2 separate regions of the Homo sapiens genome follow, and region 2 is linked to region 1. Evidence: read pairs that join two places in POLR2A ChIA-PET (ENCODE). Cell type or tissue: PC-9. All regions are shown on one strand. Links, peaks and the distances in the headings refer to the core of each region. The heading gives the core; the rest is flanking DNA. Region 1 overlaps ARHGEF33 (Rho guanine nucleotide exchange factor 33). Region 2 holds the start of ARHGEF33 (Rho guanine nucleotide exchange factor 33).

Region 1 (8,690 bases), core at 2,355-7,354:
TCTCTTTTTAAAAATAGCATCCTGCAATTGTTAAATGACTGGAATATGTTTCTTATATTTCTTTGAGAATATGAATTGTAAGATTAAAAATTTTTATTCTTTTGTATCCTGCATTGTCTCTGTTTCTTCAGGGTCCCCCCTCCTTATAAAAAAAATACGTATATATGCTTTTTCTTCTCATTCTTTTATAGTATAAGCTTTATGCAAATGTATGAGCATCCTTAGCTAAATGTATGTAAGAAAGAGCTCTTAGAAAAACTCTGGAAATTTTGTATTGACCGAGCTTGTCAATCAGTGGGCTTCATTATAGACAGGCTAATCAGATGGCAAATTAACTTTTGATAATTGACCTCTTTTTGTTTTTTGAGAGAGAGTCTTGCTCTGTCACCCAGGCTGGAGTGCAAGGGCGTCATCTCAGCTCACTGCAACCTCCGCCTCCTGGGTTCAAGCAATCCTCCTGCCTCAGACTCCCGAGTAGCTGGGATTACAGGCGTGTGCCACCACATCTGGTTAATTTTTGTATTTTTAGTAAAGATGGGGTTTCGCCATGTTAGCCAGGCTGGTCTCGAACTCCTGACCTCAGGTGATCTACCCGCCTTGGCCTCCCAAAGTGCTAGGATTACAGGCATGAGCCACCATGTCCGGCTGATAGCTGACCTCTTTGTGTCAGTGTCTGTGGATCTTTTTCCCTTGGGCAGTTCAGTTTCTCAAGTGGAAGACCCTCCAATCTCCTGCCTGAAGAGTTTAAACCTGGCTTCTGGCACTCTGGGATCTACAGGGGAAGAAGGCTGAGGGAAGTCTCACTGTTCAGTATGAAGCCTTCCCTGAGTCCCTTTGTTTTCATTTTAGCATCTGAACTCTACTATGTCTAAAGTCTTTAGCCCAGATCCCAGAAACCAGGGCTTCTCTAGTTTCATTTTTCTTGTTTGCCATGGGGAGGAAGTGAGGAAGCCATCTGGTATGGGGGGTGAGGATCTGGAGGTTCAATTGCCCCATATGTATACTTTCAATGATTGCTCCTGCTTTCAGCATTGTCCCTTATTTGCACTATCTATATTGCCCCTGGTGTCTCCAATCCTTGAGCTTTCCAGATGCTTCTCAGCAGATTTTCCAGCTGCAGATGGGGACACCAAGACTTCGTGCCCTTTGCTCTGCTGAATGAATTACTGCGCCTCCATTCTGCTTTCTACCTTTCAAAAACTTGCAGATGGTTTTTTTTTTATTGCTTTCAATATCCTTTTATCACTTTTATTGCTTGCATTTAATGGGATTTTAGGAAGAAATGGTTAATATCAAGTCCTCTTTGGTTTGTTTCTAAAGCTAAAAGACAGACTGTGGCCCTGGAACTGCTTGAATCTGAAAGAAAATATGTCATTAACATCTCTCTGATCTTGAAGATAAAAGCCACATTCCAGGGGTCAGATGGAAAGAGGAATTCCAAAGAGAGAAGGTATCCATGCACTCATTGCCTTTGCTTTTCAGATTGATTAGGATTTAAGGTAAGTGGTTTATTGTTTCCACTTTGGGATTTCTGGGGCCTATGAAGAGTTCCAGAAATAGTCTTTGAAAAGAGAAGAGGCAGTGATGGCAGATGTCTCAGTTCACTTTGTGCTGCTATGACAGAATATCGTAGACTGGATAACTTTTAATGAACAGAAATTTATTCTCTCACAATTCTGGAGACTGGGGAGTCTAAGATCGAGGTGCTGGCAGATTGAATCTCTGGTTCCAAGATGGCACTTTGTTGTTGTGTCTTCCAGAGAGGAGGAACATTGCAGCCTTACATGGCAGAAGATCAGGAGAGAGCAGGAGAACCCACTCCCTCAGGCCCCTTTTGTAGTGGCAATAATCCATTCATAGTGCGGAGCTCTCACAACCTAAACACCCACCATAGGCTCCACCTCCCAGTACTGTTGCATTGGGGGTTAAGTTTCCAGCACATGAATTTTGGGGGACACATTTAGATCATAGCAATAGGGAACCCCTGGCAAGTCTTAAACTTAGATTTTCATCAATGTAAGAAAATGAGTATAGTCTCCTGGGCCTTCAGGGTCTCTAACATGTCTTTTAAAAACTTAAAGGGGGAACAAATGCTACAGTGAGGGAGGCGTTGGTCTCTGTTGCCATCTGCATGGAGTCCCCATGGGTCACAGGTCTCTTAGAAGCACAAGAGAATGAATGTGTGGCAAACCGAAGCACTCAGTGGCCATTAGAGAAATGACACAGGGCTGATATAACTCTGGACCTGGGCCTTATTATTCATGTGGGTGATCTTATGGTACTGAGTAATGCATGGGTGTGTGTGTGTGTGTGTGTGTGTGCGCGCTCATAGGGTCTGCCACCTGTTGTAACAGCACGCTTTCCCAATGCCGCAACACTCCACCTATATCTGTTCATAGTCTAGATTTTTTTCTGTTTCCCTCTCTGTTGAGAGAAAGCAGGAAGGAGGAAAGTAAGACTTGGTGAAAAAGATTAATGTAATGAATATATAATAATCCAGAAAAATTGAAGAAAAGGCCAATCCAAAAGAATGGAAAGTCTGGATTATGGACTACTGTGGACATATGTGGCATTATTACTTTAAACATTCCATTGGGTAATATACACTGGTGGTTCATAAATTCTGAATCTACCCAGGGAAGCCCCTAATTATATTTTCTTGCTCCTTACCATCCCCCCAAATCTATTTGACTTGGTGGCTGCCAACAATACACTCAAAACACACGCTGCCCTCCTACCTAAATGACCGAGTGAGGCACTACTCCCTGACAAACCCACGAGTGGCCTATTTTCAAGAGTTATTTTACTACAAAACAGAGGTAAACCAAATATGAAGCAACAAGAACAGAAAGGCTAAGGTGACCCAGCTAAAGCTGTGACCATCTGGACTGGGCCTCACCTCTCAGATACTGCCTAGATTCTCAGCCATCCTTCCTTCCCTATCTGGCCCTTCCAGTTCCCCCTCCTTGACCCTCCCAGCTGCGCTGCAGGCCTCTGGAAGTCTCTATGGGCTCCAGCTGTCTTGCTGTTGCCAAAGACCTACTCAGTTTATGGTAATGAAATCTAAAGGCGGTGTACCCTTTGGTGTGGCTTTGCTTCCACATAGAAAATTCTAAGCCAGCAGCGTCTCTTCTTAGTCTGAAAATCTGGGGAGGCGGGGTAAGTCAGGGAAAAGAGAAAACTGTTTACTGTGGAAGGGAGTAGTAAGCAGCTGCTCTGCTAGGCACTTGATTCGTAACTTCACGAAATATTTAGCAGAACCCTGTGACCCCTACCTTACAGACGAAGGAACTAAGGCCCAGAGAAGCTTAAAGCCGCAGAACCAATTAGTGCCGGGATTCAAACGCAAGCCTGCCGGACCCTGTAGTGTGTGCTCTTATACATCATACCACTTCCCCAAAGCCACTGGCTTCATTAACTGCAATGTGTAAAGTTTCTCAGAGAGCCAGAAGGATACAGTTGTCTCTTCCTATTTCAAAATTCAGTCTTCCCTCTTGAACAGCCTGTACGTTTTTACTTCAGATCTCAGTTGATTTGTTAAGTCTGCTACATATGTTGTCTAGCCCTTGTTGCAAGCCTCCAGCAGGCGGGAGGTCATAGGGGAGAGACCAGACCCTGCAGAAGATTTGGGTAGATAAAGAGAAGGCCCTTATTGACTTGCTGCCACTTCCTATTTTTCTAAATTGTTCTCTTATGACCCATCACTGGGAGGAAGGAGTAGATCTCTCCCTCAAATCCTACGAGATTGAAAAATTAAAGCTATCATACAATCCTCTATGAAAGTAAGATCATAGTTATTTCAAGATATCTGCGATAATGCTATTCATGTTAGTTATTTGCTAGACTAACCTTCTTTTTTCTTTGCATGGACCAAGCAGAGAAAAGCTTCAACCCCACCCTCTTCGTTAGTACTGAATATGAAGTCTCTGGTTCTGAGCTTGGTGGTACTGCCGTTTTTCTATTTTAGGGTTAGATTTTCATTATCCTCCTCCACTCATTATCTTTCTTCTTTAAAGCTTTCCTGAAACCTCTGTGTGTACTTTATTTCTTTCTTTATTTTTTTGAGGCAGGATCTCACTCTGTTGCCCAGACTGGAGTGCAGTGGCATTATCTCGGCTCACTGTAACCTCCACTTCCCGGGTTCAAGTGATTCTCCTGCCTCAGCCTCCTGAGTAGCTGAGATTACAGGCACACACCACCATGCCTAGCTAATTTTTATATTTTTAGTAGAGATTAGGTTTCACCATTTTGGTCAGGCTGGTCTCGAACTCCTGACCTCAAGTGATCTATCCACCTCAGCCTCTCAAAGTGCTGGGATTACAGGTGTGAGCCACTGTGCCCAGCCTTTGTGTGTACTTTAAATAGACCAGCTGAAGGAAATACAAAGCAGAATGAAATTGTTCCTTTTCTCTATCGGCATTTTTCTCCATGCAAAGATGAAAATAAGTATATTAACATTTACTATCGGCATTTTTCTCCATGCAAAGATGAAAGTAAGTATATTAACATTTACTAACTTTCCCATCACAAACCACAAACCTTCAGCACTTTTTACCCCATTGGAAAGTAAGTTGGGATGCAAATAACCTCCACTGCAAGTACAACTTGACATTCAAGCCTGAGGTGGCCACATCTTCTCCAACCTATTAAATAAAACCTTAGGTTTTTCCTAAAGAAAAGTGAGTCACTCAAGAGCTTCCTCAGCCTGTTTGAAGCCAGCCGTGCCCCTGGCTGAAAGGGCTGGAAGTTGCAGGGGCACATTGCTGCTGGCTGAAACCTGGGCAGAACTTGAGGGCTATGATTCATTTGTTTGTTTTGTTTAGAGACAAGGTCTCTGTCTGTCGCCCAGGCTGGAGAAGGGTGCAGCGGCCCAGTCACAGCTCACTGCAGCCTCAAACTTCTGGGCTCAAGTGATCCTCCCACCTCAGCATCCCCAGCTGGGATTACAGGCATGAGCCACCCTGTGCTCTTATACATCATACCACTAACAGCTACTTTTTCAGTTTATTATAAAGACGGTGTCTTGCTCTGTTGCCCAGGCTGTCATTTGTCGAAGGATCACAGAAGTTGGAGTTCTGGGCTTTTTGGCTCTGACTCACCTAGGTAGAGCCACAGCCTCAGGATCACAGTTCTGTCTGAACACTTATGGAGGGAGCAGTGATCAGCTCAGCAGGATTGTCAATTAGCCTTGTAAGCTAAACTCCAGTGCTGTGTCCACCAAGAGCTCAACAAGCTTCGTGCTACAGATCACCACCAGGTGGCACACGTTTAATGATCATGCCCATCCAGGGTGGCGGGAACCTGCTACTGCCAAGCTCAGGAGTTATTTTGGCCTCATTCTGGGCTGACAAAAGCTACATTATTAACCTCAAACTATAACTGGATTTTTCTTTCTTGCTTTTAGTGTATTTCCCTCATTGATTAAGTACTATATTGTTAGGAGATAAAAACTTTGAAGGCTTTAGAAATAATAAACTACTAATGTTGCCAAAATTTCATCCCAGTAAGGAATAGGAAAAAAAAAAAGCTGAGCTCTGAATACTTCGTCTTCATGAAAAAGTTGCTTCTGGGCGTCAGGTCTGGCGCCAGGCAAAAGAGTGAAACAGGTTAAGTGTGGCTTGTACTTGCCATCTTTCTCCCTTTGCTGTCTGTCTTCTGATTTCACACTCCTCCCTAATTTCAAATAATACCCTTGTTAAATTTTTTTAAAAGGTTTAAAGCCCGTTTTCAATGTTTCGTATAGAATCCACTGTAGGTCATTGTTTTTCATGTAACTTATGTGCTTCCACAATGCTTGATGGAGGCCTTAGCCTTCTCCAACCCCACCCTGAAATCTCAAACAGTCATCCCGGTGGGCAGTCCAGGAGGAGATTGGTACCAGCTCTCCCATTCTCCAAGTACATTGACCACAGTGTAGCAGAATGCAGCTCTCTGGAAAGAAAGGGAGAAGGAAGGAAGAAAGGGAAGGAGAGAGGGAGGGAAGGAGGGAGAGAGGAAGGGAGGAAGAAAGGGAGGGAGGGAGGAAGGGGAATGAAGGAAAGAAAAAGGAAATCGATAATCCAAGACATTTTATATACATATATGGACAATTCTTCACAAAGTCAGATCTTCCCATGGTGCCCTAATATCTTCCAGGGTCACACCAGGACTATTACACAAAGTCATTTACAACCACTGGGTAGGAAGAAATCTTTTGCACCTAGATCTTTGGCTGGTGCAGCATTTTACACTTTCAGTACAATCAGTTGTGTTTTTCTCCATCAGGTTTATGGTCTTCTCCCAGTCAGTATACCCCGTAGCTACCCCTCCAAATTCCCCTCTGATCTGGACAGGGATTTCTTTGATCTCCTAAACCCACTGTTCCATTGTAAGCGCTCAGGTCAGGAGGCCTCTCCTCTTTTGTACCTGTAGGGGATCCAGGCACAGGAGGTGGAGGGAGTGGAAGATGGGAGTGGAAGTCTTCCTCATATCCTTTCATAGGGGGCTAGGTACCCTATTCTCGTGTTTGTGTGTCTCCTCTGAGCTACAGTCACAGAGGTCACTTTGCTTTGCTTGGAAATGAGTTGAAAAAAACCTCCTCTCGATCTGGCATCCTTCCTATTGTTCCAACAAAGGTTTGCTTGTTGGGAAAGCACCCCAGTTGTCCACGAGTTTACTCTCATTTGACCCTGGGGAAATATTCAAGTAAGTTCAGATCAACCAGACCATCTCTTTTCTGTTTGTTAAACTTGCGGTGCTGAAAGCATAAAGGAACCTACCTTAAGTCACCAAGTTAGAGCTCCAATCCTTGCTGTAACCCAAAAAAACTCTGCTTCTTTTTATTTTTTTCTTCCTCTTTTCTATAGGCCTCTAATCACATCACTCTTACCCAGCTAGTCCCCCTTCCTCTTCCTCCCATGATTCTCTATCTCTCCTCTCCACCCCACCCTTCTCTGACGTCTCCCTTCTTCCCTTCCTTACTTCTGAAAAAGGGAAAAAAAAGAAAAAAGGAGGTACATTGCAAGATGGAGAAGAGAGGGATGGAAGGGTAGAAAAAGTGCTTTGTAAAATTCCAGGGAGTAGCAAGCCAGGCCTGGTCAGTAGCTGTGTTAGGCCGTTCTCACATTGCTATAAAGAATAGCTGAGACTGGGTAATTTGTAAAGTAAAGAGGTTTAATTGGATCACGGTTCTGCAGGCTGTACAGGAAGCACGATGCTGGCATCTGCTCAGCCTCTGAGGAGGCCTCAGGAAACTTACAATTATGGTGGAAGGCGAAGGGGAAGCAGGCATGTCACAGGGCGCAGCAGGAGCAAGACAGAGAGACGGGAGGCGCTACGCACTTTTAAACAGCCAGAATTCATGAGAACTCACTCACCATCACTATCACTTGGTGGGACAGTAGCAAAAGGGATGGTGCTAAACCATTCACGAGAAATTCACCCTCATGATACAATCACCTCTCACCAAGCCCACTTCCAACACTGGGGGTTACATTTCAGTATGAGAGTTGGGCAGGGACACACATCCAAACTGTATTAATAGCCTACCCAGACAAGACTGTCCTGGCCCAGTATTCCTCTTAGAAACTGAAGAAAAGGAAAAAAGAAACCCTCTGATACCCTACAACTCCCTGAGCTTTTTAGTTGCCAACTTTAAACAAATTTTCCTACTTACCTAAATAGCAGTCTCCTACTGGTAGCTGAGAATGGTCTTGTAGATGCCACCTCAGTGCTGCATCTACAACACTAATTAGAATAGACTATTTTGCACATCAAATAGGAATAGCTCTAAAACATTGAAAAAGGTATCCCTTAGAATTTCCACTGCGTGTCATTTAAATGAGCATGTAAAAAGGTCTTTCAAGTGATGTGCTCTTTATTTATTTGTATTTTATTTATTTATTTATTTTGAGACAGAGTCTCGCTTTGTTACCCAGGCTGGGGTGAAGTGGCGTGATCTGAGCTCACTGCAACCTGTACCTCCCGGATTCAAGTGATTCTCCTGCCTTAGCCTCCCAAGTAGCTGGAATTAGGTGCATGCCACCATGCCCAGCTAATTTTTGTATTTTTAGTAGAGATGGGGTTTCACCATGTTGGCCAGGCTGGTCTCGAACTCCTGACCTCAGGTGATCCGCCCAACTCCCAAAGTGCTGGGATTACAGGTGTGGCATGCCAGGCCTCTTTATTAGTTCAATACACATTTGTATAGAAGCCATTAGTAAAGGTTTTTTTTGTTTTGTTTTGTTTTTCTGTAGTCGGGATATCTGCTATTAGGTGTGCAATGAAAAACTTTAAAAAATCCTTAATGCAGGCCTGTGACTCACAGTATGTTGGATGGCTGGGAGAATGGGCCCTGCTGCATGTATTTTTGTAGGGTCCTTTCTTCTCTACACCTTGTTTGTGTGATTCCGTCTCTATTCTGTTTCAAGCCTCTTCCCTGGCTCTTTACGGTACCTCGTCCAGCAGCACCTGGATCTGCTTCACGCACTGCAGGAAAGGGTCCTGAAGTGGCCACGCCAAGGCGTTCTTGGAGATTTATTCCTTAAGTTAACAAATGACGAGGTAAGGTTTTTTCTGCCCCTCTATACATTTTACTTATACGGATTTGTGTCTCATTTGTCTACTTCTCTTAATAGAGAATCTAGAAGCAGTGAATTTCACAGCTAGAACCACTGAGATCTAGTCTAACTTTCTCATTCTACATACAGATC
Region 2 (8,690 bases), core at 2,432-7,431, 57 kb before region 1:
GGTCATATACCATGACCAAGTGAGATTTATCCCTGGGATGCAAGGATAGTTCAACATACGAAAATCAACTAATGTGATATTCTACATTAACAGAATAGAGGACTAAAATCACATAATCAGCTCAACAGATGCAGAAAAAGCATTTAACAAAATTGAGAACCTGTTCATTATTTAAAAAAAAACCTCTTAACAAATTAGGAACAGAAAGAAATTACCTAAACATAACAGAGGTCATATATAAAAAGCCCACAGCTAACATCATACTCAACAGTGAAAAACTGAAAAGCTTTTACTCTAAGACTGGGAACAAGGCAAGGATGCTAACTCTTGTCACTTCTATCTTTAAAAAAGTATACATTAAAGGAGACTATCAAGAAAATGGAAATACCATCCTCACAATGGGATAATATACTTGCAAATCATATCTGATTGTCAGAAATTTGCTTAATATAGTCACTGCCTCAGCATCCATTTTTAGGCCTGACATAAGTTGTCTGACATCCAGTCATATCCCATTACTCTTGGCCTAGTTAAAACTTTCCTTCCCCTTGTAGTTGTTTGCAATACAGCCCACTTGTTCCTTACCCTGCTGACCCAAAACCCAACACATCCCACAGGTGCTGACCATGATAAAACCTAAAGGTCAAAATAAGTCATGCAAAAATAAGTTCCCCCTTTCCACATGTTTTCTTTAAACTAGCCAATCCACAACCCCAGAGGGAAAGCCTAAGGGATAACATCCGTGGACCTTAATAAAGGTGTAGTCCTGTGGTCTTCTCTCTCACCCCCACCCCACTGGTTGAGCTCACTGCTACCTCCAGATTTCCAGAAACCATAGCAATAAAAATTATGACACTGATACAAAGTCTAGTTTCCAAAATGTATAAAGAACTTTTACAACCCAACAATTAAAAAAACCTTAATTTTTAAAATGGGCGGGGGGCAGTGGCTCACACCTGTAATCCCAGCACTTTGGGAGGCCGAGGCAGGCAGATCACCTGAGATCAGGAATTCAAGAGCAGCCTGGCCAACATGGTGAAACCCCATCTCTACTAAAAATACAAAAAATAGCTGGGCATGATGGCGGGCACCTGTAATCCCACCTGCTCAGGAGGCTGAGGCAGGAGAATCGCTTAAACATGGTAGGCGGAGGTTGCAGTGAGCCGAGATCGCGCCATTGCACTCCAGCCTGGGCAACAGAGCGAGACTCCCATCTCAAAAAAAAAAAAAAGGTCAAAGAATTTGAACAGATGTTTCTCTGAAGGAGATATACAAGTAGCCAATAAGTAAACAAAAAGATGCTTAACATCCTTACTCTTCAGGGAAATGAACCTTAAACCTACAAACCCACCGTGAGATACCACTTCACACCAACTGGGATAGCTATTATTATTATTATTATTTTATTTTAAGTTCTGGGGTACATGTGCAGGATGTGTAGGTTTATTACATAGGTAAATGTGTGCCATGGTGGTTTGCTGCACTTATTAACCCATAACCTAGGTATTAAGCCCAGCAAGCATTAGCTATTTTTCCTGATGCTCTCTCTTCCCCCACTTCCACAACATGTGTGTTGTTCTCCTCCTGTGTCCATGTGTTCTCATTGTTCAGCTCCCACTTATAAGTGAGAACATGCATTGTTTGGTGGGATGGCTATATCAAAAAAAAAAAACAGACAATACAAAGATTGGCAATGATGTGGGGAAATTGGAGGCCTCACACATTTCTGGTGGGAATATAAAATGGTGCAGCTGCTGTGGAATACATTTCCTCAAAATATTAGACATAGAGTTACTACGTGACTCAGCAGTTCCTAGGTATGTACGCAAGGGAATTGACTTGCACACGAATGTTCATAGCAACATTATTCATTGCTATAGTCTGAATGTGTCCTTCCAAAATTCATGTTTAAACCTAATTTCCTCACGACTGTAATCCCAATACTTTGGGAGGCCAAGGTGGGTGCATCATTTAAGGTCAGGAGTTTGAGACCAGCCTGGCCAACATGGTGAAACCTCCTCTCCACTAAAAATACAAAAATTAGCCAGGCGTGGTGGTGTGTGCCTGTAATCCCAGCTACTCGGGAGGCTGAGGCACAAGAATTGCTTGAAACTGGGAGGTGGAGTCTGCAGTGAGCCAAGATGGCGCCACTGCACTCCAGCAGGGGCAACAGAGTGAGACTCTGTCTAAAAACAACAACAACAACAACAAAAACCTAATCTCTACTGTGGTAGTATTAAGAGTTGAGGCCTTTAGGAGGTGATTAGGTTATAAGGACAGAGCCCTCATGGATGGGATTAGTGCCCTTATAAAAGAGATGTGAAGGAGATTGCTTGCTTCTTCTGTCACAAGAGAATGATGCAAGAAGGTGCCATCTTTGAAGAAGAGAGCAAGTCCTTACCAGACACTAAATCTGCTAGTGCCTTGATCTTGGACTTAACAGCCTCCAGAACTGTGAGCAATACATTTCTGTTGTTTAAAATTACCCTGTCTAAGGTATTTTCTTATAGCAGTTCAAATGGACTAAGACATGTATAATAGCCCCAACTGGAAACAATCCAAATGTCCATCAACTAATGAATGTGTAAACAAAATGTCCACATAATGGAATATTATTCAGCCATAAAAAATGAAGTACTGATACTACAACATGGATGAACTTCAGAAACATTGTACTGGCCAGGCAGGTGGCTCATCCTGTAATCCCAGCACTTTGGGATGCCAAGGTGTGTGGATCGCTTGCCAGGAGTTTGAGACCAGGCTGGGCAGCATGGCAAAATCCCATCTCTACAAAAAATACAAAAATTAGCCAGGTGTGGTGGCACATGCCTATAGTCCCAGCTACTTGGGAGGACTGCTTGAGCCCAGGAGGCAGAGGTTGCAGTGAACCAAGATCATGCCACTGCACTCCAGGATGGGTGACAGAGCAAAACTTCATCTCAAAAACAACAAACAAACAAACATTGTACTAAGTGAAAGGAACCAGTCACAAACGGCCACATATTATATGATTCCATTTATGTGAAATGCTCTGAATAGGCAAATCCTTAGGGACAGAAAATAGATTAGTGGTTGCCAGGGGAGGAAGAAATTGGGAGGCATGAGGTTTCTAGAATTAGACAGTGGTGATGGTTGCACAGTCTTGAAAATGTACTAAAAACCACTGAATTGTTCATTTAACAGGGACAAATTTTATGTATGATGTGTAAATTATGTCTCAATTTCTTAAAAAGTAGATCTGTGTGTTGTCATATATTCTATGTCCAGAAAACTTCTTTACTTTTTACATAAGATAATTTAAAAATTACCAGAGCAGTATATGTCAACTACATTTAAAAAATTACAATAAAGACCTGAATGTTTTTGCTGAAACTCTATATTCTAAAACTGACAAAAAATAGTGTACACAATAGATAACTTCTTTGTCATATTTCTCTATTCAAAATCTTGTGAATATTTGTATTTCTCAATATGTTATTGCCAAAAGATGTATATTTTTATTTTTTGCTGTACTGGCACAAATTTGGGTTACAATGTCTTCTAAAATGTTAAAATAAAAATGGCATTTTTGTTAGTTTCTCATAATAATAGCTTTATGGCTAATTTTGAAAGACCCTATTTGTAAGTTTTCAAAGACACATTTTAAGAATTGGACATTTTTGTATATGTTGCTAAACATTAGCTGGCATGGCTTTAGAATTAAATATTATTATTATATGGAAATTCATGAAGAGACAAATACTGGACAAGTTAAGATAAGGTGAGAAGATGTTTTCAGGGACCAGGACATATAATTTAAATTCAAAAACTTCTGGAAAATATAGAAAAGTATCTGCTTTGCTGCAAAATAAATTTTCCCTAATTTTTTTCAATTTATTTAAGGCAGCAAGATATATATTTTACTCTTAAAATATTTAACTTGTATTGCTATGTTAATAACTTTTCAAAGTACAACTTTTCAATTTTCTAGTATACCAAAGATATTCCTCCTAAATGGGTTTCTTCCTTTTTACTCATTGAAACTAAATGCAGTTCAGTTATTTGATTAGTTGATGCTAGAATTTGACCTGGAGCTTATATAATTAGAAGAGACACTAGTTTTCCTCATTTAAAAGCCTGGTTAGCATACTACGGTCTCGTTTCAGGGGAAGTCAAGCCTCTCTACTGCTTCTTTTTATAACCTTTAAGTTAATTCAGAACCCAGATAAGCCTTGATCTGAGGATGATATAACCACCGCAGGCAACATGGGGTAAGTATGCGCTTTTATATGCTTTAAGGGGCACTGAAAGGGGAAACAATTTTATAAGAGATGAAAACCCATCAATCCTTACCACGTGGTGTACTAATTTAAATCCAATATATGCTAACATTTATTTGAGGTAGGCATTCAAAGAAATAACTTTTATTTAAGAGTTATAACAATTTGTAAAACATTTATTTCCTTGCTTAATTTTTATATTATGTCTTAACTGCGCTTTGCAGGTTATCGATAAACTGGAGACTGAAGTTGTTCTGCATATTAATAAATATAGTTGAAGATGAGTTAAATTTTGAGAGCAGTCTTAAAGAAAGGATGCTAGACAGCGTAAATCTGACATGGACATGCCTCTTTGGGATTAAGAATAATTAAAGAATGAAAAAGATTAGGGATGGAGGGAGATTGGTTTATTCCTTTCTAACACAGAAAAAGAATAGGGGAATCTTCAGCATTCACTCCCCTATGTACAGAACAAAAAACATATCCTGATTGAAAATGTGTACTGATTAATTACATGGGGGCTTTATTGGTGAAACCTAATTCTAAACACTTCATGGGGCTTTGGTGTGTAATGAGAAGAACTGAGTTTCACTTAAACATTGTCTTAAGTGAGAATAGCGTTCTATTATAATTAGTATTGGAATTATGTGAGTTTTTATATGCTGAAATAGTATTCTGAATATGTAGAAATCTCTATATCACCCTTTTATATTTTTAATAGCCCCTTTTAATACAAAATCATATTGCTGTAAATGGAATAGCTATTTCATTGAAGGCTACTTCTGAAGGATTCAACATAATGATCAGAAATGTATCCTAGAGAAAAAAGTTTTTGATGCACATTTATTCTAAACATTTTTCACAAACTGAATTAATTAATGTCTACATTTTTCATAACCATGGGCTCTGGAAATGCAATCTAAACTCATTTGAAAACTCAGAGGCTTTTGAAACAAGATGACCATACTATTGGTTTTTTTTTTTTTCTTTTTTCTTTTCTTTTTTTAGACAAGGTCTCACTTTGTCACCTGGGCTCAAGCAATCCTCCCACCTCAGCCCCCACAGGTAACTGAGACCACAGGTGCACACCACCACACCCGGCTAATTTTTGTATTTTTTGTAGAGATGGGGTTTCGTCATGTTGCTCAGGTTGGTCTTGAACTCCTGATCTCAAGCAGTCCTCCCACTTCAGCCTCCCAAAGTGCTGGGATTACAGGTGTGAGCCACCATGCTCGGCCTTATTGTTAACTTTTTCTTAATTCCCTTTATTTACCTTCCCTTTTCTCTGTGTATAAGGGTGTACTTCAACATAGCAGGCCAGTAATAAACTAAGTAATGTAGATACAAAGATCAACTGATCTTCCTCCTTCCCTTCCTCTCTCCTTTCCTCCCTTCCTCTCTCCCTCTTCCTTCCTTTCTTTTTCTTTAATGACAGCAGTTCTTAACCTTTTCGGTGTCAAGAATTGCTTTTAGAATCTTCAGAAACCAGTCCACCATTTCTGCAAAAAAAAAAGTAAAATCACACAAAATTTTGCATACAATTTCAGAAGATTTACAGGTGACCTGAAACCCTATTCCTGGGACCACAGGTTAAGACCCTTAGACTTTGATTTTAGGACTGGAGTATGATTTGTTCAATATTTCTCTTTGTTTGGATTTTTATAAATGTAAGAATCTTTAAATTCATAATTCTTGCTAATCTTCTCAAGGACAGTGTGGAAGATTCCCCACCCGCCCCCCACACAATTTACATGAGTGTGAAACACAGTTTAACCAACATGCATCACATTACTGCTGCTGGGCCCCAAGGACTTGACTAATCACTTGTGCCTTTTGAGAGTGCCAGGAATCACCTTGGGAGTCATGGAAGGAAAAAAAACCCTCATTATGTTATTTGTAAAGCACTTTGAATGCCCCAAATAAGATGAACGAAACAAATCATAAATGCTAATATTACAGAGAGCACTCTTCTGATTGGTATGTTCATGATTATTTTGTTGTCTGTTCATGCCTTTACTGACAAAAAGACAGGGTAGTAAGTATTAACATCTGTTTGAGTCTTCCTAAAATAATCAGAAAAATAAAGAAAAAGTGGCAGCTAATCGGATTCTCAAATTTATCCATTTGAGGAAATCTCTAGAATTTATTTCCTGAGAATGAGGGAGTAGCTGTTTTGGATTTGTCTTTGGGGCCTACTTATCTCAAATGATTTGAGGATATAATTCCCTTATATGGGGCAATGCCAGCCCTTTCCACCTTTCCCCAGGCTATGCTGGCATGGTTTTAGCAAGCAATGAAGAAGCAAATACTGGAAAATTCTTATGCTCTCTAAAAAAATCTCCTCCTCGTAATTTTCACTGGGTTTTTTATGGAGTGTGTGAGTAGGTGGGGTGGGTAGAGATGATGCCTAAAGGTGGGTAAACAGATAACTGGGGAAAAGTAGAAAAACCTAACTGACATCTGCTAAGTACCATAACACCCGGGCAAAGGATGAACAATGGGAAAGAAAGGATGGTTGTATTTCTTTTTTGAGACATTTTAAAATGTGCTTTCCCCATCTCCTAGCAGAGTTAGTCAGTGCACCCCCAATTGACAAAAACAAAAGTTAAGGCTCTGCTAAAATTGTAGAACCAAGTTCATTATTATAGCATATTCAGCCTCCTTTTAGTCTCCTGGTTCAAATAAGTTAGAGTAATTTTAAAAATTATCTTATGACATATTTCCTCCTTCTGAATCTGAGAGTGACTATCCAACTCTTTTTCTTGGGTGAAGCATACATTTGGCTCATGGAGCAACCTTTGAAATGTCGCTTCTATCTGTGCCCTCCTTTCCTTTCTAAGAGTCACTTCCCTAATTCAGGTCATCATTATCTTTTACTTGAGTTATTAAAGGTGCCTGCTCACTGGCCTCTTTGCAGCTGCTCTTTCCTCTACAGTGCCACTAAGTCATCTTCTTACCAGAGATATGTGATCTTGTTATACCTCTGCTTAAACATTTTCAATGACTCATTCTCTCCACTGCAGAGCAAGCTCCAAAGAAGAGATTCAAGGCTCTCTATCTGCCCCCAATCTACCTGTCTAGCCTCACCTTCTACTCTACCTTCTTTGCTCCCTAGGGTTCCTAAATCCACCTAGGCCTTGTGCTTTGTTCCTCTGGTAATCCTTTTTTTTTTTTTTTTCTTTTTTTGAGACAAGGTCTCACCCTGTTGCCAGGGTGGAGTGCAGTGGCACAGTCTTGGCTCACTGCAACCTCTGCCTCCTGGGTTCAAGCAATTCTCCTGCCTCAGCCTCCTGAGTAGCTGGGATTACAGGCACCCGCCACCATGGGCTAATTTTTGTACTTTTAGTAGAGACAGAGTTTCACTATGTTGGCCAGGCTGATCTCGAACTCCTGAGCTCAAGCGATTTACCTGCCTCAGCCTCCCAAAATGCTGGAATTACAGGTGTGAACCACTGTGCCTGGCCCCTCTGGTGATCCCCTTTTGACCGTTTCTACATATCATGCAAAGCCTGGCTCAAATCCTATCTTCTTAATGAAGCTTTCTCTAATCCCCACAAGGGAATTCATCTTTTCTCTGAAAATTTTAGGCACTTTACACTTTTCTTTTTCATTTGTCACAATCCATTATATGTTACAGTTATTTATGTGTCTCATCTTCCCTTCTAGACTGGAAGCAGAAACAATGGCATCCTTTCATTTCTCCTAGCACCTGGTACAATGCCTTTTATGTGGTATATGCTTATTAAATACTTGTTGAATGCACGTGAACTCTGTTTAAACCCCTAAAAACTTAATTTTAGCCAAACTTTCTTTCTTTTTTTCCCAAGTGAGTTACCTCATTTTCCAGGTTTCTATCTGAAGAGCTCAAATGAGTGAGTAGTATCTAAAATGTAGGCAATTCAAGGGAGATAGGGCACAAACAAGGGCTGGAGTGAAGACTTCTAAAGTCTGAAGACTGAAGACTGAAGACTGTTGTTAATAAGCAGAAAGCACACATAGGCTCCAAGGAAATATAAGAAAACTTTCCAGAATTAAAAATCGTTCTTGCCAGGCTGGCTCACTCTTTTGATCCCAACACTTTAGGAGGCCGAGACACTGGGATCATTTCAGCCCAGGAATTCGAGACCAGCTTGGGCAACGTGGCAAAACCCCATCTCTACCAAAAACAAAAAACAAAAAACAAAAAAATTAGCCAGGCATGGTGGCATGCACCTGTAGTTCCAGCTACTCAGAGGCTGAGGCAGGAGGATTGCTAGAGCCCGGGAGGTCGAGGCTGCAGAGAGCCACAATCACACCACTGCACTCCAGCCTGGGCTTCAGAGAGAAAACCTGCCTTTAAAAAAAAAAAATGTTGCTTTTGGGCTCTGGATAGCTTCCTAGAACGCCAGCATATCAGTAAAGATTGAGTTAATCTGTATATGCTGGGGGAAA

What was found. Peaks named below come from ENCODE experiments on the same cell type or tissue, not always from the same donor. Only the 100,000 strongest peaks of a DNase experiment are listed, where the experiment ranks them.
Region 2: POLR2A ChIA-PET joins it to region 1 with 6 read pairs; 4 of 35 experiments call an interaction of 5 or more read pairs at or near these places.

The regions. Positions count from the first base shown.
Region 1 is chr2:38,942,581-38,951,270 of GRCh38, forward strand. It overlaps ARHGEF33 (Rho guanine nucleotide exchange factor 33), which reads left to right. Exons shown (of 18, transcript NM_001145451.5): 10 at 1,321-1,450; 11 at 8,409-8,541. All of the region lies in intron 2 of LOC105374471 (a long non-coding RNA gene), which reads right to left. Among named protein-coding and RNA genes, the nearest start is that of ARHGEF33, 57 kb to the left of the region's middle. RefSeq lists enhancers at 339-1,289, 4,457-4,957, 4,958-5,458 and silencers at 4,648-4,942, 4,765-4,951, 5,218-5,337. In PC-9, for the core only: CTCF peaks have their summits at 5,224 (motif pointing right) and 5,427; DNase peaks (open chromatin) are centred at 4,741 and 5,231; H3K4me3 peaks cover 985 bases; H3K27ac peaks cover 1,749 bases.
Region 2 is chr2:38,885,737-38,894,426 of GRCh38, forward strand. It overlaps ARHGEF33 (Rho guanine nucleotide exchange factor 33), which reads left to right and starts at 4,139. Exons shown (of 18, transcript NM_001145451.5): 1 at 4,139-4,250. In PC-9, for the core only: no CTCF peak of the experiment used is centred there; no DNase peak of the experiment used is centred there.